Regions from separate parts of the Mus musculus genome. Here region 2 is linked to region 1. A link is a loop called in an ENCODE intact Hi-C map of the cell type or tissue named here. Cell type or tissue: heart. All regions are shown on one strand. Each heading gives the region's core, and the rest is flanking DNA. Links, peaks and the distances in the headings are about the cores only.

Region 1 (8,000 bases), core at 1-8,000:
GACTTGTTTCTCTGTGCAGAAGGGAACAGCTGCGTGCACCTGGACAAACAAAAACAGACTTTCAGAATCATTAATTCTGGTTCAGATGCGGTGATGAAGGTGAAATGGCTTCGCATGGAAGGTGTCAGCGCTGGTGCACGGCTGAGCTGGCATTTGCTCCTCCTGTGTTCTCATTGCCTTGATCCTGCTTTAAAGCTTGGGATCCCTGCCTAGCAAGTGAGCCCACAACAATCCAACAGCTTCTTGTAGCCTCGTGGTGGCATGCAGGACCAGTCGTCTGGGATGATAGGCACTTCAGTGCAGACATATCCCAAGGTAAGGCTTGGGATGTCAGAGTTGGGAATAGAAGGTATGTGCTGGGGACAAGGAGTGGATGCATGGTAAACACAGTGAATACCAGAGAACTACTGTAGCTCCTGTGTGCTGCAGTGGTTCTAGTTCTTGGAGTCAGGAAGTGAGAGAAACAGTGCCTTTCTGTGCAATGGAAAGTTCGAGAAAGGCGATGCAGGTTAGAAATAGAAATCATTCCATCTTTGCACATTTCAGTATAATCGCTTACAGCTTTAGTATGACAATAAATAGATATTTCCAGAGTAATAGTTAAAAGGCAAAATGATTTGAGCTTGAAATTCTTGCTATCTGTTAGTAATTCTACAAGCAGTCTTTTGTAGACTGGAGACACGACTTGGCGCTGTCAGGAAAAGGCAGGGATGTGAAGAGAAAAAATATGTTATATGAAGAAACAGAGGCCAGCAACAAGAAAACCCGCCTCTTCTGTGCTTCGGTGGGGGTGAATCATGTCAGGGACCTCATTGTCCCTCCTTTCTTCCCTCTTCTTCTCCTCCGTGGCAGCTTTCTGTTTCAGCAGGGAAAATACTCAATGATATTGGCCGCACACAGAGGGGCACACTCAGATAGCTGACTGTTCCATACAGAGAACGTGAATGTGTGCTCATGTTTTTATTACCTAAAGCAACTCTGCCATTGTAAATTATGAACATAAATTCACAGATAAGTTCACGCTGATGTGCTCCTGTCTGAGGAACACAATGAGGAAGGTTGGAACATGGTATGGATTAAAGTTTGTACTGCCTCAGGGTGACTTGTATGACCTCTGCTAGACATGTTTCCAAATATGCACTTCCTGGAAAAGCATAGGAAATAGGTGAATTTCTGCAACGGTGCCAAAAAACTAAGCAGCTATCAATAAATACTGATAAATTGGAGTGAAAATCCCAGCATCTTAGGATTAGAGAGACGACTTAGTGTTTACAAGCTCTTGCTGTTTTAGCAAAGGATTTGGGTTTGATTCCTAGCGCCCAAAGGACACCTCACATCTCCACTTCCAGGGGATCTGATGCCATTTCCTATTTTCCCAGGTACCAGATATTCATGTGGTGCACAGACATACATGATTAATAATAATAATTATTTAAAACAACAACAACAACAAAAAAAACACCAGAAGTTTAACAGTAGCAATGCTATGACAATAGGAACTCACCCTGGCCTCACCTGTCCAGCCATCCTTTCTGCTTTGGCTCTGCAGAGCGTAGCAGCTGTACTCTGAAGTCAAAGGGGGAAGAACAGAGGGTCTCAAGAAGTGTGGGTGAGGAGACAGCCTTGGTTTTATTCCTATATTGAACTTATTTGTCAACAGAAGTAACATGTGACATGCTCATACGTTTGGAAAAACGAGTGCACACGATTTCAGGTAACACGGGCTTATCAGAAACACACATGCTGTTGAGAGTCTCAATTCTGAGGGTTTGGAATCTCAGTTTGTGTGTCTATATCATAAGAGTTTGTTTTGATTCATAGAGCAAGGTAGACACTCTGATATCATCCAGAGAGATTTATTCTACAGAAGATGAAATTTGAAAGAGGAACTTATTTTTCTCATTGTTTGGTCTTGAATCCAGGGCCTCCCATGGGCTAGGCAGCAGAACTGGTGCCATGTATGTCACAGCTCCAGGCTGATGCTTTGTCCCATCTCATGCTTCCACTTCAATAACTTATCACCATTCTTTCCTCTAATACAATATTTCACTTTTTAGTAGTAAAATCCTGTTACAATGTAAAGGTGGCTTTCTTTGCCCCAAAGAACTTTGCAATATATAGGCTGACATGCATATATATTTTCTTGAATAATACACATAGGCTGAAATGAACCGGTGTGTAGGCCAGATGTGGCTATAAGCTCTTTGCAGACAGAAATGCTTGAGTCCCTTCTAAAGTGAAAGTGAACTTCATGTGTAAGAGAGAAAATAGGAAGTTATGCTTAGAGTACCTATGGTGTGGTGCTTTTCTTGCTTCTGGCTCTGTTTAGAGACTCTAAAGATAACATACATGCACTTAAGATAACACTATGTTGTTGTATTTATTTCTCAGGGTCTGATATAGCCTGTGTCTCACTAAGTATTTTCATATAGAGACAGGAAGGAGTGTAACAGTCACAGGCCTCCGTCTAGAACAAGCGTTTATTTTTATTTATTTTATTTATTTTTTCCATGCTTTTGTTTTTGTTTATTTATTTTTAAAATAATTTCTTTCTGAGCCGGGGTGTCATGTACCTCAGGCTGGCCCCATACAGGCAAGAGTGACTTTGAACTTCTGACCTTCCAGCTTTTTCCTCCCAAGTGCTGGACAGTAGGCATTTGTTCCCCTGTGTGTGTGTGTGTGTGTGTGTGTGTGTGTGTGTGTGTGTGTGTGTGTGTGTGTGTGTGTGTGGTGCCAAGGACTGAACCCAGTGATTCTTAAGGGTTAGACAAGCATTCTACTACCCGAGCCACATCCCAGTGGAAACCTGACCCTGCCTCTGCTTCTTACAGGCTGTGTGACTTGGAAGGAGTCACAGTTTGTCATTTGGGGAAATGAGGGTGATCGCAATAATTGCAGGTCACAGGGTAGTAACTGGGATCTAATCTAGTCACCTTTCACAACTAGCATGCTTTATAGAGAACGCAGAACTCAGACTGGGAGTGCCCATTTGAACTCTTTAGGACTTTTCCAGAGTAAATACTTAGTTTTGATGGCACTTTAATCACTGGGACCGGCATTGAAATGGTTATTTTGATAAGAGTATATAGTAAATTGTCCTCTACATTTTGTCGTTCCATGGTGTGGGGGCACATCTAAACTCCCTGGCGTTGTGTGTCTCCTGGAAGTGAGGGGCAGGTAAGTATGAAAAGTTTAGTTTGTGAAAAATGTCTGGTAGCTTTATTTGACTGCAAACTTCATGAGAGCCTGCTGTATGATGCAGGGAAAAAATATGAAGAGGAAAAAAAACCTTAAAACTTCCTCAGTATAAATAGAAGTGAGTGTCCACTCCTGGGGAAGTCAGGGTGCTGACGCACTTCATGCTGGCTGCTCATGTGGAATACAGTGTTCTGTCCAAGGCCCCATAATTTTAGGAAGGACATGGACTGAAGGAAGTGCCAGAAGTCTGGAAATCGTGTAGCAACAAGGAAGCAGGACTGTGTAGCTAAAGAAGAGAAAGCTAATAGGAGCTAAAACACATTTCTCAAATTACTACAAGGTTGTCATTAAAAAAGAAATGGACACACTCATGTCTAACTCCAGAAAATAAAAGGAGACACAAAGGAAAGAGAATAACAGCACACTTCAACTCGAGGGGGACAGCAATGACGTTAACACTTCAGACAGTGTTTCAAGAATTTGTTTCTTTAGCTTGTGTGTGTGTGAGTCTGTCTGTCTGTCTGTCTGTCTGTCTGGAGGGGTGTATATATGTGCACCATGTGTGTACAGTGTCTGGAAAGCCAGAAGAGGACATAAGATTCCCTGGGACTGGGGAATGAGCAGTTGTAAGAGTCTGGAAACTGAACTCGGGTCCTTTGGAAGAACAGCAATGCTCTTAACCACTGGGCTGTCTCTTTAGCCCCCAGACTTGTTCTTAGTGGGCCAAAGGTGAATCTATTAGAGTTCCTGTGTTGCTGACTTAGATTCAGTCCCATTCACTCAAATAAACTTTATGCATTTACACAATTATTGGATAGCCTTTTCTTGGACACTGTGGCGATAATGTGAGTTTGTTTAAAATCTAGAATACATTGTAACTCACCAATCATTCAAATAAATAAGTCATATTTGTGTGTATAGAATATGCATGTGTATATATGTATGTGTGTGCAAGTGTGTGCATACATATGTATATAAGTATTTTTGTGTGTGTTCATGTGTATATATGTATGTGTGTATGTGTGTGCATGCATGCATGAATATATATATGTATATATTACACACGCATATGTGTTTGTGTGGGTGTGTCTGTGTGTGTGTGTGTGTGTATGTGTGTGTATTTGTGTGTGTTGAGACAGACTCTTTTCCCTGTATTCCACCAGGTGAACTTGGAGCTCTTGATCCTCTTTCTTGGCCGCTCCTTTGCTTGGATGACAAGTCTGAACGACCACATCCAGGTCTAATCATAACTGTCTTTATATTTTTTGCAGTCTGTAAGGCTTCCTTAGGAATTGCTTGTTTCTGGCTGGCTGGTTGCATTTCCCGTAAGTGTAGAGGATTTGGTGACAGGAAGTATTATCACCTTGCTTGTATCCAGTTGTTTCTTATACATTGTGGGAAAACACCATAACCCAAACTACATTATTTGAATTATTTTCATTATTTTTCTTAAAGATGTATTCATTTTTATCTATGTCTATGTTCTGAGTTTCTGTCACATATACTTCTAAGCCAAGAGCCATTTATCCATCAAAACCAAGAGATGAAAAAAACAAACAAACAAAAAACAATATTAAGTAATGGCGCCACCTTAAGGAAGAAGTTAGGTAAAGCACGATGAGTCCTTACTGAGCACCTACTACCAAAGCCCCGGAGAGGAAGGGATTATGAGAGAGAAAGTCAATGTATGTTTAGTTTTGGCTGGCAGACTATGTTTCCTTTTTGAATCTCACTGAAGCTTCAAATCCCAGCTTGTGTGTTCAAGGTCAGGCTGTCTGTTTTTGTGACATTCAGGCAGCCCCCTCAATGCAGCATCTGCTATGTTTTGTTGTATGTTCGTAGGCTTGAACTCTGATGTGCTCCCCCTAAATGTTTTTATATTTTATTTGTGTGTTTTTCCCAAGTAACCTTCTTCTGAGTTCACAGTTTTATGTGAACCGTAGTTAAACTCCCTTTTCCATGACTTGTAGCCTATGGTATTTAACTGTTTGCTGGGATAGCCTTCCCAAGTAAACATAAGAGGACAAGGGTATTCTCGAAGAGCAGTGCCCTCGGAGAGGCTTCTCCAAGGTGACTCTGCTGCTTGCTCGTGAGGGTTTAGATATTTAAACACAGGGCTTAGCACACTGCCTCATTGTCTTCCAAAGGTCATTAAAACACTCGACCCTTGGCAAAGAAGAAGCTTTAAAATTTTTGAAGGCAGTGTAACCTTTTACAACCTCGTCCACCAGTGTCTTCAAAACAGAGGAGAGGAGAATCACATTGGTTAGCATTGCAGCTGGGCAATACTGACCCTACAATTTAAAAACCAACCATTGCATGCGGTTTGAGACAAACAGAAATCTGGGGCTGTAGTTTTTCTGACTTAATAGAACATGAATCCTTTTTGTACATGTTCCTTTAATCGGTTTTCATTTTTAAGGCAACCCACTAGGTTTGTCTGTTTTTGAAAATTTTTACAATTTTACTTTGTGTGTGTGTGTGTGCATGTGTGTATGTATGTATGACAGAAGACATCTTTACAGACTGTCCTCCACCATGTGCTTCATATATATATATATGTGTGTGTGTGTGCATTTGTGAATGTATGTGGGTCTGTGTATATATATATGTGTGTGTTTGTGTTTGTATGTGTGTGTATATATATGTATTTTTGTGTTCATGTTTATGTGTATGTTTGTGTGTGTATGTGTGTGTGTATTAGTATGAGTGTGTGTTGTGCATATGAGCGTGTGTATGAGTGTTTGTGTGTATCTGTGTGTATGAACATGTGTGTATCTGTTTGTGTGTCTGTGTGTATATGTGTGTCTTTGGGTATGTGTGTATGTATGCATGTATGTATGTTTATGTGTCTGTCTGTGTGTATGTATATATTTGTATATGTGTGTCTGTGTTTGTGTGTGTACTTGTGCATATGTATGTATGTGTGTATCTGTGTTCCTATGTGTGTGTGAGTGTACTTGTGTATGGAGCTGGAGTTATCCTTGCCGTTATCTTTGTTGTTCCCCAGTCTCCCCAGTTTGGCTTGGTCCACTGTCCACTGAGCCCCAGAGGCATGTGTCTCCCACATCCAGCTCTGGGATTACAAATGTATGCTGCTTCCATCTATCGTTCTGAAGGGTAAACTCAAGTCCTCAGACACTGTGGCTAGTACAGCAGTCAAGACAGGCCTGCCACTCCTCATGTCTTTCTCTATTTCTCTGTGATCATTTTCAAGTCTGTGGGTCCCGTAGCGGTTCACACTAACGCTGGGGCCCACGCCATGGTTCTCATGAGAACTCAGAGAGCACAGCCATGTGGAGTGTTAGGCCTGTTAGCTGAGTCAGAGACACAGCTGCAAGCATTCAGAAAACACTTGCAGATGTCACTTGTGGATCAGAGACTGTTGGATGGCTTAGCGTTGTGCTCTAGACAGTGTGGATAAGCGTGGGCATGGCCCCATCAACCAGACCTGCCATCTTGGTTTTTTTTTCCCCCCCCAGGAAATCAGACCCAGGGTAAGGTAATAAAACAAGCTCCCAAAGGCTGCTCTTACAGCCATAAAAGCACCAGGAGCCAACAGTGTCAAAGCTTGAAGGATGATAACTCCTGTTTTTATTTCTTTCTTTGTTTCTCCAAACAGAAAGTGGTTACGCATTTCTAGGAAGACACCAGGCAAACGCCTTTGGTAAAAGGCAGATATCGATTGCTTTAGAAACGGATCGGAGTGTTCAGCTTTAGCACAAAGTTTGAACTCTGGGTTTGAAAAGAAGAACTTTTATATTTTTGGTTGTGAGCCTAGCCTTTAACGGCTGAGCCAGTGCCTGGCAAACACAGAAGTGGATGCTCACAGTCAGCTATTGGATGGATCACAGGGCCCCCAGTGGAGGAGCTAGAGAAAGTACCCAAGGGGCTGAAGGGATCTGCAACCCTATAGGTGGAACAACACTATGAACTAACCAGTACCCCCTGAGCTCGTGTCTCTAGCTGCATATGTATCAGAAGATGGCCTAGTCGGCCATCATTGGGAAGAGAAGCCCCTTGGTCTTGCAAACTTTATATGCCCCAGTACAGGGGAACACCAGGGCCAAGAAGTGGGAGTGGGCAGGTAAGGGAGCAGGGCCAGGGGAGGGTATAGGTGACTTTCGGGATAGCATTTGAAATGTAAATGAAGAAAATACCTAATAAAAAATTGGAAAAAAAATAAAATAAAAGGAGTAAGAAACAAAAGAAAAAAGAAAAGAAGAACTTGAATTGAATATATTATTCAAATATGAATACGTCTTCAGTTTTACGTTTGTTTTCCAGGGGCCCAAGCATGAGATAGACTACTTGATATTGTATAAGAAAAGCAATAAAGGACAACACAATTGTCAGCTGATATTGTCCATCCTGTGTAATGCTGGCTTCTTCCACGCATGCTCTTAGGGCATTCCTTGCAGTCACTTCCAGAACCTCATAGAGTTTGGGAAGTACTAGAAGCTAGCAGGAAACTGGCAGAGCATGTGCAGTGTGCAGCTTTCCTACACACGGGTGTTCAGTCGTCTTCAGTCGTCTTCCCATGTCTAAGTACTCACAATAGCAAATGCAGACAGCTCTTGGGCATGCAGGGACATGGTGTTCTGTGAGTGCTTTATTCACCAAAATTGTCATGGCTTGAAGCGTATCCGGCTTCAAGTTAGTTGTTCTTCAGTCTCTCTCTCTTTTTTATTCCTTTTTAAAAAATGGATATTTTCTTTATTTATGTTTCAAATATTATCCCATTTCCTGGTTCTTCAGTCTCTTGAGTTTCCTGCCAATGTATGGCTCACCCAAATACCATA
Region 2 (16,295 bases), core at 4,366-12,365, 540 kb before region 1:
GCAGGCCGGAAGAAGAGCAGTACGGGCTCTTAACCATGCAGCCATCTTTCCGACTTCAAAATTCATTTGTGAGGCATTTCCTTCCTTCTTCCTCCTCCAACTTTCAGCCACATACTTAGATGCCTACAATACAGACAGTCAGATAGTTTTCAGAACCAGGGAGGAATATAAGGGACAATACCACATATGAAGGCGAGAACATGTACACACACACACACACACACACACACACACACACACACACACACACACAGAGAGAGAGAGAGAGAGAGAGAGAGAGAGAGAGAGAGAGAGAGAGAGAGAGAGAGAGAGAGAGGAGGCTAAAGGGAGGGTAAGGGAACGAGAGACAGAAATATGGAGGTGTGGGCTGCTGGTTTCCTCCAGAGTCTCCCTTTCTCTTCGTATGCCTTACCTTAGTTCTTAAGCAAGTGATGCCCACACTGTAGACAGATTTTACCATCAGTTAATCCTTCCTGAGGCACCTTTAGGGTGCATCTCACTGTGATGGTTTGAATACGCTTGGCCCAGAGAGTGACACTATTTGGAGGTGTGGTCTTGTTGGAGTAGGTATGGCCTTGCTGGCGGAAGTGTGTCACTATGGGAGTGGACTTTGAGACGCTCCTCCTAGCTGTCTGGAAGACAGACTTCTCCTAACTGCCTTCCGAACAAGATGTAGAACTCTCAGCTCCTCTAGCACCATACCTGCCTGGATCCTGCCATGCTTCCTGCCATGATGATAATGGACTGAACCTCAGAACCTGTAAGATAGCCCAAATTAAATGTTGTCCTTTATAAGAGTTGCCTTGGTTATCATGTCTCTTCACACTTGATCTTAGCCAAAAGGCTGAGAAGCAATCATGGTGTCTCTTTACAGCAATGGAAACGCTAATTAATGCCCTAGACATTTCTTTATCCAGCTAAGTAGACAGTGAAGATCAATCACAAATGGCCTGTCATGGTGATGCATACCTTTTATCCCAGTGTTCAGGAAGCAGAGGCAGGTCAATCTCTGTGAGTCTGAGGCCAGCTGGGTCTGCACAGTGAGTTCCAGGGCAGCCAGAGCTACATAGTGAGACCCTGTCTCAAAACAAAACATAAGAAACAAAAAGCAAAACAGAACAAAAAAAATCACAAACGTCCTTATAAACTTGAGAAATATGCTATTATAGTGATAATTTTCATTGTCGACATGACTAGATCTAAAATCACAGAGGTGACACCTCTCTGGGTGTATCTATCTGTGAGAGCTTCCTCAAGAGGCTCTCCCAAGGTGGGGATACCACCCTGAATACATGTGGTGCTATCCTATGGGCTGGAGTCCCTGATTGGATAGAGGGAGAGAGGAGAGTTGAGCACCAGCAAGCTCTTTCCTTCTCCCCGACTGGGATGCAATGTGACTCTGTCACAGTGCCTTTCTCTGCTCTCAAGCTCTCCTATCACCATGTAGTGCCCCATCCCTGCTTTCAAGCTGTGACCCCAGTAAACTGCTAGTGGCTTATCTCAGTACTCAGTTCACCAAGGAAGGCAGTGAAGAGGTATGAAGCCAGTGATTGAGGCCAAAGCCTTACCTTTGTCAATTCTTCTGTCAGCAATTGTGTGACCAAATGTTGCTTACCTGTGTCAATTCTTTTGTCTTTAACTCTTTGCTGGTCTGTGGGCTAAAAGCTGCTGGCTTCTAGCAATTTGATTCCTGCAGATAACAGCAGGGAATTTAAGCAAAAAGGTATAGCTTCTCTTCATGAGCACAGAGAAAAGAAAAGGAAGAAAGAATTCAAGGAAACACACACACACACACACAGAGTTTGGCTGGGCCTGACCATCTATCTCAACAATTCCATATGTGTTCATGCATATTTGCATACATGCACATATACTTACACACATATGTATGTACATACATATAGATGAACAGGCATATACATGTATACATTTGGTAGATGGGGCTGAGCCACAAATATCACACTTTATTTCTTCTCTATGGTTATTTATACCTTCTTAGATAAAAGTTCTTTATAAAATTACCTCATAGATAAAATGTTACACAAAAGGGGAGTTACAGAAGGATGTTGATAGTAAGTTCAAAGCAGTGTTTTGCTCTATAAGCTCATTATAAGTTCAAAGCAACAGTTTCACATGGCCTTGCTTTATCATGGTGCAAACCTGTGGCTTTGTCGTTGGACCTGACCTAGAATGAATGCTTTTTCTTGATCACAAATCTGTCCCAAGCCTATTTCTTCTCTAAGTGTAATTGTGAAAGCTCATTGTGTCCCTTATCATGCAGTCTTTACTTACCATTCTATAAGGAAGGACACATTCTATTCTTGATTCTAACTTTATTACATCTTTCTGGGAAAACAACTAAAACCATCTCTTAAACTTTCTTCTTAAAACTATTTGAATCAAATCAGAAATGCTATAAGGTCATTAATCCATCTAAACAGCATTAATTCATAAAAGTTCATCTTCATGTTGATCTGCAGGAAATTTGCCCAGTAGGGTGGGCTGATGTCCAGGAATCTTTAGGCTATGTGATAGTAGCAGGAAAAGCACATAGCATCGAGAAGCAATCTTGAGATGAAGTCTCTAGGGCTGTGTCTCTCCAGAGCACACCCATTGCAGCCATGCAAAATGGTGAGCCAACTCCAGGAAACTCGCTTGCTTGCATAGCCTTTCCTAGGCAGGCTCTCAGTAAGCCCTTCTTCCCTGAGGTTGCTTCTAGCCAGGTATTTTGTTGCAGTGAAGAGAAAAGTAACGTATACATATTGTCTCATAACCTTGAGAGCAAATCTCTGCAGAGATTCCTTATAACCGTGAGAGAATCTCTTTAGAGATCTCTAGATCAAGCTTACTCTTCCTGCCCCTTTCCCAAGATGGTGTCTGTGGTCCACAAGAGAGTATACTCTTCCTTAAAGTTCAAGTTTTTTTTCCTAGGTTGCAGTCTCTAATTCTGAAAAAAATCTCAACCTCAAACAGGAAAGCAGAGGTCATTAGATTTTTCCATGCACAAAAGTTCTGGGCACTGGGTCTGGGGAAACTAGATGTCAAATCCTAGTTCAGAATGTCCAGTGGGGCTCTTCCCATCCAGTAGGCTTTCAGTGCAATGGCAGCTGCTGCTGGCTTGAACTAGCAGTCATTGTTCAAGGTCTTAGGATAATCTGTTGTGTTACCAAGCTTAGGCTTGCTTCTATTTTATTTATACTCTGCTCAGGGATGCCTCCTTTCATATAGTGCATAAAAAGCAAATTTCAGACTTGTGCTTTGAACCATGGTAAATTCTAAGAGTTCAGTATAGAAACTGGCATGTGTCACATTGCCTTACACAAATGCCATTTTCATTACAGCTGACAGCCCGCAGTGACTTATCTGCCAACAGGTAAAAATGATATTTTAGAATCTACAGCATAAATACAAGCCATTCAAGTTAGTCTTGTAGTTGGAGGTCAGACAATTGGTAGAGTCTGTGACAATGGGTAGAGTCTGTGACAGTGGGTAGTCTATGACTGACAGTGGGTTGTCTATGACTGACAGTGGGTAGTCTGTGACAGTGGGCAGTCTGTGACAGTGGGTAGAGTCTGTGACAGTGGGTAGAGTCTATGACAGTGGGTAGTCTGTGACAGTAGATAGATTCTGTGGCAGTGGGTACTCTGTGACAGTGGATAGAGTCTGTGGCAGTGGGCAGTCTGTGGCAGTGGGTAGTCTCCCTGGGAAACACGGAGAACTGCAGGGAAAAATAAGTATGATTTCCTCTTGGGGATTTGTCTCCTAATGAAATAGATTAATTTTGACTATTATTTTATTAGTCACACACACACGTTTGTTTTAGTATTTTATTCAATTACCCAATGTGATTATGTCACACTGCAACAATAAGTTCTGGACTTCATGTTAGAATAACTAGTTTTTGAAGATAGGGTGTCTTAACTACTTTTCTATTATTGTGTTTAAACACCATAATCGGCAGCTTATGAAAGAAGCATTGTATTTGCAGCTTATGGTTTCAGAGAGGGAGAATTCATGCAGGCAGGCATGGCTGTAGAGCACTACCTGAGAGCTCACATCTTGAGACACAACCATGAGGTAGAGAGAGAGAGAGAGAGAGAGAGAGAGCGAGCTAGCAAACTAGAAATAGCAAGAGTCTTTTGATACTTCCAACAAGGCCACTTCTCAAACAGTTCCATCAACTTGAGACCAAGTTTCAAACATACGAGCCTATGGGGGTCATTTTCATCAAACCACTACTCAGGGTCTCATGCATCCCACGTTGGCCTTGATCTTTCTTTGTATCTGAGAATGAATTGAACTTCTGGTCTGGCCTTCCTGCCTCTGCCCCCTAAGTACTGGGATCACAGGTATACACACTAACTTGATTTGTGTTGTGTAGGGACTCGAACCCAAGGCTTTGTTCACACAAGGCAGGCACTCTATCAATTGAGCTGCACCCCAGCCTCAGGTTCTGGTTCTGATGGTGCTACTATCAGATCTTGATAAAAGGCAATTTAAGGTCCTGAACTTTTCATCCAGATCGTCTCACATATATTGTTATTGACTTCAGTTTGTTATACTAAAAAGGCAACTCTGAGGCCGGAGTTCATTAAGCTCTTGCCATGTTGATACTGGAAGCCATGGTAAAAAATAAGATCCCCAGATGTGGTGACACAAGCTTGTCATCCCCAGCACCAAGGAGGTAGAAACAGCTGATCAGTGGGGCTTGCTGGCCAGTTGAGTTTACTTGGTGATTGTCAGGCTGCTGAGAGACTCTGTATATTTAAAACAGTGGATACTGCCCAAGGGACTACATCGGAGGTTGCTTTCTGACCTGTACATGCATACAAACTGTGGTGGCTCCACATGCATACACACTCTGGTGACTATTCTTGGTTGTCAACTTGACTACATCTAGACCTAAAACCTAAAACATGGAGGGCAGCCTGTGAAGGATTTTCTCCTAATTTGATCCACTTCTAATCTGGATCTTTGAGGTAGGAAAATAGACCTTTAGTGCAGATCATCCGAGCTGTTAAAGGTCACCCCTTTCATCTGGATCTTGAGGCAGGAAGACAAACTTTTAATTTGGGCCACACCTTCTGCTGGAAGCCTATGTAAGGACATGGAAGAAGGGAACTTTTTGCTTTCTGCCTGCTTGCTCTGCCTTGCTATCAAGTCCATTCCTTCACTGGCATTAGAGCCTACTCCTTTGGGATGGGATTCCAGCATCTACTGAAAGCCAGCTAAGACATCCAGCCTTGGGGAATGAGCAACTACTGGACCTTCTGTTCATATCCAGCCATTGTTGGATTAACTGGACCACAGCCTGTATACCATTTTAATAAATTCTCATACATATATGTATATGCATATGTATGTATATATGTATATCCCAATATATATATGCACATGTAAATGTACACACATGGACTTGTGTACATACAGAGGAAAAAAATCAAACAAACAAAAAACCAAAAAAGCAAGTTTGATTATGTCACACTATTCTTTATCTCCTGCTGGTACCCCTCAGTGTTTGGAGAAAAGCCTGTAATAGCACCTGTGTATTGTCACTTGCTCTGGCAGGCCATGCCAGCCGTGTGAGCTATGTGGTACTTCTAGCAGACCTCAGCATCTTGGTCCCCATTGTTCATAGCACCACATTTGCTAATATCTGTTCAAGAGGGTATTGTGGGTTTTTAGACTCAGTATAAAAAGTTTTTTAATGGAGAACCTAGGAGCTATTTCCTATCTGTAGAACAACAAGTGAATGACCTCAAGTTTAGAACTGCCTGTGTGCCCAGAGTGCCCTGAAAAAATAGGAAGTGATATATGTGGGCAGTATTTTAACCTGAGATACAACACAAATCTGAACTAGCCCTAGGTCTGAGTGCCTTTTACCATAGATGACTTGTGGTGTCTCCAGGACAGAGTGGCTTGCTTACAGGGCCTCTTGCCCTCCACATTGATTGTTGTGAGTAACTTGGTGGAAACTCGTGATTGGTGGTTCTCTGCACTCTGGTGGCTGTGGGACAGCGTCACAGCCTTGCTGTTAGTATTTTGGCACACAAAGTGGCTAACCTACTGTATAACTTACTTGTTTGTATTCACATTCGCACATAAGCAACAACGGTCAATGTCATCTTTGAGCAGAAGACCGGGGAGAGCTCTGCTTTCTTCTACACATTCTTTGCCTCTGCTGATGTCTGAGCTCACTTAGAACACATCAGCTATCTGACTTACGATTTCAATGGTTGACTTTTCCATATAATTCTGCAGAATTATCTCCTGAGAAAATAATACCTTTGAGGCCAAGACTCAGCAAGCTGTCATAATATTTTCATTGTCTTACTAGGCAAAGAGTCAGCAAGCTCTCCAAGGATGGTGCTGCTGTTTCCTGGCTTCTTGGCAATACTGAAACTCATCTCTCTGGAGCAGTTATGTTTCTCTAGGTACACACTCTCTACAAACTGGACTTTATGTGACCTTTTGCATAAATAGCAGTGATATTACATCTGGGTGTGATGTGCCTATCTATAATCCCAGCACTTGAGAGTGTGAGGCAGGAGGATGGCTGTGAGTTCAAAGACACTGTGGGCTACAGACTGAGTCCTTGGTGAGCCAGGACTGTAGAGTGAGACCCCCTTCCAAGAAACCACAACAGAGGACCATAAGAGATTGCTCAGTGGTCACAACACAAGCTGCATAGGTCTAACAACCCGAGTTCATCCCCAGAACCCAAGGTGGAAGGAAGGACAGACCGGCTCTGTAAGTCTGTCCTCTGACCTCCAGATGTGGAGTGTGGGATATAGACACCTTTACACATGCAAACGTAAACTGCTAATAAATAAAGTATAGGAAAAAGAAACAAGATTGTATAAGATTATTCCACTTGTCTCCCACACCTCCGTAGGATCATGCTGAGCAACATTCTGCCAGTGGAGTGAGTTGTCCTGGAATTGCCTCAGATTTAATTGACTAAGAAAGTAAATTAAAAAAAAAAATCTGCTTTTTTGTGATACGTTTTCTGGGCAAATCCAGAGACAGGGAGATTGCCCTTAAAAGGGAGTTTTGTATGAAGGAGTTTTTTCGGGGGAGTAGGAAACTCAAAGTGTTCCTGGTGGCTGAAATGGTGATGTCACAGGACTCCTGTGAAGTCTCACAGGAAATGGTTTCGGCTGGACTTAACTCTGCTGGTTGGAGTCCGATTAGGGCGGAGAATTATGCTTGAATCTGGGGTTGGACTTTTCATCCAAGTTCTTTCTTTTTCTTTGTTTTTAAATTCACCAACTGATCCCTGTTGGTGGAGTTGCCGCTCAGGTTGCAACTGTTAAACTAAGGAAATTTGATAATTGACACTATGTTTAGAATACAAACGCCCCACATCTGCCAGCATCTGCCTGTGTGTATGCGCAGACGAAGACTGGGTCAGTGATGTCAGTGGAGTGTCTTTCTCAGTTGCTGTCTACTTTATTATCAGAGGCAGGGTTTCTTCCAAAACTAGAGCTCTCTTTAACTAGGCTGTTTGGCCAATGAGCTCCATGCATTTGCCTGTCTCTGCCTCCCCACTGCTTGAATTACATGTCTACTCTGCCATACCAAGACTTTTGTAGGTGCTGGAGACCCAAGCTCAGGCCATCATGTTGGCCCAACAAGTATTTTACACAGTGAATCATCTCCATTGTCCTTAGCTTCTTAAGGAACACTTAGAGAAAATACCTTTGGCTTTTGACACCTTCACTGTTGTGGTGTGTTGTGGATAGTCCTGGTGCTGTTTGTATTTTGATGCTAATTCTGCTTCCCCAGGAGGGGCTGCGGATGATGGTTGTATCACCAGTGACTTCTTGTAAACCTGCTCCCCACCTGGTAAAATAAAGGCTAGGGCCGGTGACTGGGCAGTGGAAGGGAAGGTGGAGCTGAAAAGTTTGGTGGAGAAGGAGGAGAGGAGAGAGAGAGAGGACAAGGAGGAGAGAGAAGGAAGGAAAACGGAGGAAGAGGAAGATGCTCTAGATTCAGTGTGGCGTTAAATAGCCACAGGTAGCCATGAATATATCATAAAAGGATAGAATAATTGGGATAACTTGTCTAATCTAGGTGGGCAGCTTGTATCATTATCAGTTGGCTCTGAAATTGCTGTGTGGGCATCTTGTGAATTGAGAATTTACTGATATATAAATCTGACTGACTAATTCTAAGCTTCTAGAGTTTTGATTTACTGGGCTAAGGGGATTTGTGACAACTAGCCGCAGGGGGTGGATGGCTGAGAAGGTACAGGCAGCTCTGAGGCAGATAAACCAGAGCTGGGAAGACTGCATCATGGCTAGGCTAGAGGTGGAGAGACATGGGCAGAGTAGCTGGGTATAGTGTGGGATGGTGCATTTTAAAATATTTCCTGCAACAGTAGTGTGAAGAACAAATACATCTTTAGAGTAATGTTTTGTGTGTTTTTAGCATTTAGACAAGAGACTTTTTCCACTTAAACTGGACGTCAAGTGACTGAAATCTTCAAAGTCTTCATCAAAACGGTATAGACTCAAATTTTGGAAGTTACTAGAAATTTCACAATGAGAAGATGCTATTAGAGCACCTAGCCAGAAGGTGGCGATCTTACCTTTGTGCTCATAGAAAACAGTGTGTCCGTGACGAGTTCGCAAGGGTTCAGAAACCTCTGAGGACTGTATTTCCCTATTTGTATTCAGATACAGTTTTATAGCAAAACAACATGTTTTTTTTTTCTCTTAGTGAGAACGTGGATAAATGGACAGAACCATTCTATAGACAATTTCTTCAATGATGTGTTCATATGTGAAATGGTTACGATCCGTATGGATGAGAAAATGCTCTCCTAGCAAATGTGAATTCTAAATCGTATCAGTCTTTTCTCCTTCGTTTATGATCTGTGCGTCTTAACCTGATAAACGCAGCTGCGCGGACAATAGAACAGAAACAATGTCCCTTCCTTTCTTTGTTCTTAGAGATTCACCATTATCTCAGAATCAAAATCTGGAACCTTCGTGATCTGGCTGAAGTCAGGAAGTTTCAGGCAAGGAAATCAAGGAAGATCTTCGGGCTTTAAACCACGGTCGAAGCTGATATCTAACCTGCAATCACTGAAAAGTAGACAATACAATCCACCCTCTTCAGCAGGAAGCAGTTACACCCTTCTAAGCCCCATGACCCTTCTGTCATTCTTGCCGCTGACCTGGAAGGTGAGAAAGCTTTGACTTCTGTAGAGACATCATAATGTTTTGTCTATTTTTGGTTTACTTCATAAGCTCTATATACAAAAAAGCTAATTGGTCTAGCAATGACTCACGGTGCCCAAATTAGGCAAAAAGTTGTAATAAAGATATTTTCTCTTAGAAATTGGTCATTGAAGGAGGGGTATGTACAACTTTAATTTGATTTAATTTAATCAAAACGAACATACATTGCAGGTGTAAAATGTCAAAGTGCTGAGCTAGCTAAGTAAAACTGGGTTTCCATGTTGTCAGCTCTTTTGCTCTAGACATTGTGTGGTCAGGGAACTCGGAGAAGAATGGGGGTGGGGGAGGGGCTAGAACAGGATGTCACCACAGAGAATACGGGAACTAGAATAGGATGTCTATTTAGCTTAAAGCAAGGGGATTATAAGAAGCCCTTTTGGCTACAGTCAAAGAATTGCAAGGTTTTCGGTATGGCAGGTGAAAACAAAGGCGTCTAATTTCTTCACTGTTAAGATCAAATGGAAGGGATGCTTGCATTTGCCTGGTTAGCAGAGTATTCAAAATCAAGCCGTTTCTATCAGGACAACTTCTTTGCCTCTCTCAGAGGGAAGGAAATGAACCAGAACTGGAAAAGAGCCTCTGTTCTCCCTTCCAGTTGATGCCGAGAAGAGACTGGTGCTTAAGTTCGTGAGGTCCAAGTGAAGATGCCTCCTCCACCCCACTCCGGCCACCCCCACCCCTGTTTCCATTCTCTTCCTCTATAGGGCGCTGACCCAATTCCCCAGGCTGTGTAGGGACCCAGCCATTGTCACAGAAGCTCTGCTGTTTTTTAGGTGCTGCAGCTGTCTTCTCTAGCCCTCTATCATGTTCTTGAGATCACAGCCCCTAACTTCTAACCTCAGAAGCCTAGCTATCCTTACGGTCCAGTGTAGCATAACCCGATGTCTGTCTGCTTTTGTAGCCCATAACAGAGAGAGAGAGAGAGAGAGGGAGAGAGAGAGAGAGAGAGAGAGAGAGAGAGAGAGAGAGAGAGAGAGAGCCCTGCAGAGGCTGACCATGGGAGGGGGTGTGGGAGAGGGGCAGAGACAACGTGCGTTTCTCTATAAGGGCCTCGGGTGAATTTTATGTGATATTGATGTGTCCTTGAATTGCATATTTTGTGGATTTGCAGAGCCAACTGCAGAGGCTGGAGCTCCATAGAGTCATAGGAACTTCCTGTCCCCGCCCCGAACCTCGTTGGCTCCTTCCTGTTGGGGGAGCTATAGAGCACACTCAAGCTACCCCCACCCCAGTTCCCCTGTCTGTGGACCTGTGCCAGAGCGACAGAGGCTTCTGAAGAGAGATTTTTATACACTTATCCTAAAATCTCATTTTACCTTGGCTTCAAAGGGTCGGATTGCTGGAGAGATGGCTCAGAGGTTAAGAGCACTGACTGCTCTTCCAGAGGTCTTGAGTTCAAATCCCAGCAACCACATGGTGGTTCACAGCCATCTGTAATGGGATCTGATGCCCTCTTTTGGTGTGTCTGAAGAAATGTACACATACGCCTAAAACAAAGGGTCAGATAAATGGGTCTTAAACAAACAAACGAAAAGAAGGCTACTCTTCTCTTAGGGATTTCAGAACTCAGAAGGATGTCTTGAAAAAGAGGCGAGAAACCTTTTGTTCTTGTGGATAAGAGGGTTAGGACTCATGCTAAATTGTAACTTCTCCCCAACGGGTCTGTTCTGTGAAACTCCCCCTTGAATCACACGTTTAGGATGATAGTGGAAGAGACCATAGAAGATTGAGGTCCACGGGCTGCCACTTCTAGCTGTTTATGGTAACTGGGTCTCCGAGCCCCTGCTGGGTGGAAAATAGGCTGCATTTAAGTGGGAATTGAGACGACAGCACGTGTGGGAATCACGTGCCTTTTCCCGCAGGAGTGGGCCTTTCCTACAGCGTCGAGTGCTTACTGCTGCTCAATGTTGTATTACAAACTTGATTTCTTATGTCCTCAGAACTCCTCAGCTTCCTATGAAATAGAATTTCTACTTACTGCCTGCTTACTCCTGCGGGATGCTAGAGAAGTCCCTGGGTTAATTTATGCTTAAGTGCTTTGTTCAAGTCAATAATAATCCTAATGGGGGCTATTAAGACGTCGCCCAGACAACGGACTGACTGTCCCCCTCCCCACCCCCATTTCCTGCTAGAGGATTTTTTCCCCCACGTCTCCCTTGGAGTAGGATTTGTGATAGATGATATATGTAAATGAGCAATCAGTTCCGCTGAAGAGACTGTGAGGCAGAGGAAAACACCCCTGGTCTGCTCACTTGAGCTCTCTCTCCAACGTGGTGCTCAGGCTGCTGAGTGTCGTATGGCTGTATGGCGCTTGTGCTGGTCTTTGTCTTCAGCCCTGCTAGGTTCACAGCACGCCGCAGGAGCTCATTGGACAGACCAGCACTGTACTGTGGGTATCTTGTCACTGGGGGGCTGCGGTGGGAGTGTGGATCATGAAGGAAACAAACAGTTAGCAGTTCGGTCACATTGACCAGTGTACGAATACCTAAGAGCCACATGCAAATAGATCATTGTATAATTTATTTTTAAAAATGACTTCAAAGATTTGTAGGATTTTTTTTTTTTTTTTTTTACTTTAGCTGTGTGTGTGCATGTGTGCACGCACGTGTGTGTTGTGTGTGTAGAATATATTTTGGGGTTCATAATCGGGATTCATTTCCTTAACTTCAATATACACTGATAGCCAGTGCCACCAATACTTTTGTTCGTTTGCGAGTGACTAAATAGTGTTACAGCATGCAGCCATTTTGCTCTCAAAAGAAAACCAGGGACTGGAGAAATGGCTCAATGGTTAGGAGCACTGGCTGCTCTTGCAGTGGACCTGGGTTTTGTTACCAGCATCCACATAGTAGCTCATAGCTCTCTATAGCTCTGGTTCTAGGGGATCCAATGTCCTTTTCTGGTCCCCAAGGACACAGCATGCATGCAATAAGCAGGCATATATGCAGGGAAACCCTCAAACACATAAAATTAGAAATGAATCCGTACAAAGCTTTAAAAAAGACTCCCTATAAAGGAAAACAAGGGGAAGCCAGTGTTGGAAGATGATGTACCGAGAAAGATGGAGGACCATTCAAAGCCTGCATTCAAGTTTTAAGATCTACTCGGACCTTCATGTCCATTGTCCCCCCCCTCCACCCCCCAGCTCTGCTGTACACAAGTTACCTGAAATCTAAATACCTTTGACATTTTGGTTTTTACAGGCAAGGATCTCACATAATCCATGTTGGCCTAGACCTCCTTATGTAGCCAAGGATGGCCTTGAACTCTTAATCCTCTTGCTTCTTCTCTCCATTGTCTGGGATGAAGGAGTGTCCCCCCGCACCTTGCCCAGTGGGCCCAGATTTTAAAGGCTGTGCTACATCTCGAGGAGGCAGGGGTCGATGTGAAGTAATGAATCGATGACCCCAGAGCGCTGTGGAAAGGAAGACTCCATTGTCCCCCAAGCCATGGGTCTCACTTAACCCTTTGCTTGGCTGAGGAATCCCACCTCACCATCCAGGCTTGCCCCATGTTTTCCAGAACAATGGAAGGTAAAGACTAGTTTTCTGTATAATGCTATGAGGTTTTGAAACTGGATTTCTAAAAGCATACGTATTTTAAATGGGGGGTTCTGTTAGCATATCAGATTTAATTGGTTCAAGAAAACTGAAAAAGATCTTTACATGGGAAGTTAAGAAAAACAATGTGGATGGCCAGAGACCTTAGCTACTCAAAGGGCTCTGCACAGTTGCTGTGTTGGCTACTTTTCTCAGTGGGGTGTGTACTGGCTGGCTTTGTGTGTCATCTTGACACAAGCTGGAGTTATTACAGAAAAAAGGAGCCTCCCTTGAGGAAATGCCTCCATGAGATCCAGCTGTAAGGCATTTTCTCAATTAGTAATCAAGGCAGGAGGGCCCGGCCCATTGTGGGTGGTGCCATCCCTGGGCTGGTGGTCCTGGGTTCTATAAGAGAGCAGGTTGAGCAAGCCAGGGGAAGCAAGCCAGTAAGGAACATCCCTCCATGGCCTGTGCATCAGCTCCTGCAAGTTCCTGCCCTGTGTGAGCTCCTGACCTGACTTCCTTTGGTGATGAACAGCAATGTGGAAGTGTAAGCTGAATAAATCCTTTCCTCCCCAACTTGTTTCTTGGTCATGTTTTGTGCAGGAATAGAAACCCTGACTAGGACAGGGTGACATAAACATCTGGTGGGGGTGGAAGTGGGGAGCCTGTCTTACACTTTGAAGGTGGTCTCTCTTTTGCAACTGTGAGTCTGCAGTCATTGATAGCACTGAAAAGCTGCTTTGCCCTTTGTAGTCAGTGAGAGCATGAATCATGGACTTGCACGTGGTTTCTGGAATAGCACAGACCGTGGACATGCACATGGTCTCTGGTGTCTGCATGTGTCATGGACCTCAGAATGGTGTCTGCTGGCAGTACAGACCACAGGCATCTACATGGTCCTCTGCCACTGCGTGGGCTATGACACTATTACAGCCCTTGAAGGCAACATGGGCAGTGGCCTCAGGTAGCAGTGCAGGCCACTCACATCAACAAGGCCCTGGTGGCAGCATGGCCCACGGACATTGTCATGGATTGAATGTGCTTGACCCAGGGAGTGGCACTATTTGGAGGTGTGGCCTTGTTGGAGGTGTGTCACCGTGGGTGTGGGCTTTAAGACCATCATCCTAGCTGCCTGGAAGTCAGTCTTCCACCAGCTGCCTTCAGATGAAGATATAGAACTCTCAGCTCCTCCTGCACCATGCCTGCCTGGATGCTGCCATGTTCCTGACTTGATGATGATGGACTGAACCTCTGAACCTGTAAGCCAGCCCAATTAAATGTTGTCTTTACAAGAGTTGCCTTGGTCATGGTGTCTGTTCAAGGCAGTAAAACCCTAACTAAGACAGACATCAACATGGATTTAGGCAGCAGCACAGACCATGAGCATACACATGGTCTTGGGTGGTAGCATCGGCTACAACCATCAATACAGCCTCTCACTGCAGTAGGACCACAGACCCAGACATGGCCTTCAGTGGCAGCAGGGACCACAGATGTCATCATAGCCTCAGGTATCAACACAGGCTGCTCACATCAATATGGTCTCTGGCAGCATGCTGGGAGTGGGGTGGGGGTGGGAGTAGGGTTGGGGGTTGGAGGGGTGGGGGGCACAAGATAAAATCATCTGAGAGGGAACCACCATTGAGAAAATGCCGCCATACTATGTTTGTCGGTCTGGGTCTTGGTTGCCTCGCTTAGGATGATTGGTTTCTCTAGTTCCATCCATTTGCGTGCACATTTCATGATGTCATTGTTTGTTTGTTTTGACAGCTGAGTGATAATCCATTGTATCAATGTACCACATTCTCTTTTTCCAGTTTTCAATTGAAAGACAAACATGGTATGTACTCATAAGTGGCTATTAGCTATTAATTAAAGGATAGCCATGCTACAATCCACAGATCCAGATAAGCTAAGGAACAAGGAGGGCTCAGGGGGCTAGGGGGTGAGGGCATGAATTTCCCTGGGAAGGGGAAATAGAATAGATATCACAGGTGTGGATGTGGGGGGTGGAAAGAGGAGGGATCAGGTATGGGGAGGATGGAGGGAGAGAGTACTGGGAGAGACAACCAGAATTGGGGGGCATCTCAGGGCAAGCTAGAAACCAAGTGCAATGGAAACTCCTAGGAATCTATAGGGGTGACTCTAGCTAAGACTCCTAGCAATGGGGGATAGAGAGCCGGAACCAACCATCTTCTGTATACAGGAAAGAGGGATCAGGACACCAGCCTGGGCACATAACCATCGACTTACACTTTGTCCTGCCTACAAGATGGCTGGGGTAAAGTTGGCACAGAAATTGTGGGAGTGGCCAACCAGGGACTGGTCTAGCTGGAGACCTAAGCAAGGAGAGGGAGCCCACCCCTGACACTGCCTGGAGGGCCAAGACCCAGAGGCTGGATAACCCGGAGACCTAGGATAGAACCAAATGTGAATTGTTGGGGATGTTTTTGTGTACTGTGTAGTCACATGCTGATTTCTCTACCCAGAGATCTGGCTGCAGTGCAGACCTTGGCATGACTTAGTATTTTGTAAAGCATTGTTCTCCATGACCTCCTGATTGGTTAAATAAAGAGCTGAATAGCCTAAAGCTGAACAGGAGAGGATAAGGTGGGACTCTCCCGACCAGACAGGAGAGAGGGTCTCAGGTGAGGACATGAATGAAGAAGGAGATGCTAGAGCCAGAGACAAGGATGTCAGGTAAAGTGCTGTGTAGGATGATGGAAGTAGGCCAGGCCAGCATTGTTGGGTAAGAATAGCTCAGTATCTGCCCAGCTATAGTGCCCCGAAGCTTATAATGAATATAAAGGTCTCTGTGCCATTATTTCAGAGCAAGGTTGTATGTAGAAAAGCCCCCTTACACACACATACACACACACACACACACACACACACACACACACACACACTAAAATGATCCCCAGTGATATTGCACTATACTCATAGATTAGCACCTAACCCGGTTGTCATCAGAGAGACTTTATCCAGCAACTGATGGAAACAGATGCAGAGGCCCATGGCCAAACATTAGGCAGAGCTCTAAGAATCCTGAAGAAGACAAAGAAGAAGCAAGAACACCACAAGAAAACCTACAGAATCAACTAACCTGGACTCCTAGGGGCCCACAGAGAGGGAACTGACAATGAGGGGAGCCTGCATGGGACTGCATGGGACTCTGCACACATGATACAGTCGTGTAGCTTGGTCTTCTTGGGGGCTTCCTAACAGTGGGAGCAGGGCCTGCCTTTGACCCTTTTGCTTGCTGTGACCCCTTTCCTCCTCCTGGGTTGCCTTGCCCAGCCTTAACAGGAGGGGAGGTGCCTAATCTTACTGAAACTTGATGTGCCAGTTTTGGTTGATATCCCTTGGAGACCTGCCCTTTTCTGAGGAGAAAAGAAGGAAGAGTGGATTGGGGGTGTGTGCAGAGGAGAGGTGTTGGAGAGGGACAAGGAATGGAAGAAAGGATGTGGAAAAAATTTTTAAAAAATATTCTCCCATCAGATTG

The links. Peaks named below come from ENCODE experiments on the same cell type or tissue, not always from the same donor. Only the 100,000 strongest peaks of a DNase experiment are listed, where the experiment ranks them.
Region 2: a loop joins it to region 1, with 2.4 times the contacts of the local background. A loop is called at or near these places in 7 of 42 quality-filtered maps.

What each region holds. Positions count from the first base shown.
Region 1 is chr6:141,305,267-141,313,266 of GRCm38, forward strand. The region is part of intron 1 of Pde3a (phosphodiesterase 3A, cGMP inhibited); the gene reads left to right. Among named protein-coding and RNA genes, the nearest start is that of Gm10400, 31 kb to the right of the region's middle. In heart, for the core only: a CTCF peak has its summit at 4,797; DNase peaks (open chromatin) are centred at 3,385 and 6,505; H3K27ac peaks cover 1,906 bases.
Region 2 is chr6:140,757,941-140,774,235 of GRCm38, forward strand. Gm30215 (a long non-coding RNA gene) reads left to right here. Exons shown (of 10, transcript XR_003956541.1): 5 at 8,958-9,191. Among named protein-coding and RNA genes, the nearest start is that of Gm30215, 86 kb to the left of the region's middle. In heart, for the core only: a CTCF peak has its summit at 8,578 (motif pointing right); no DNase peak of the experiment used is centred there; H3K27ac peaks cover 414 bases.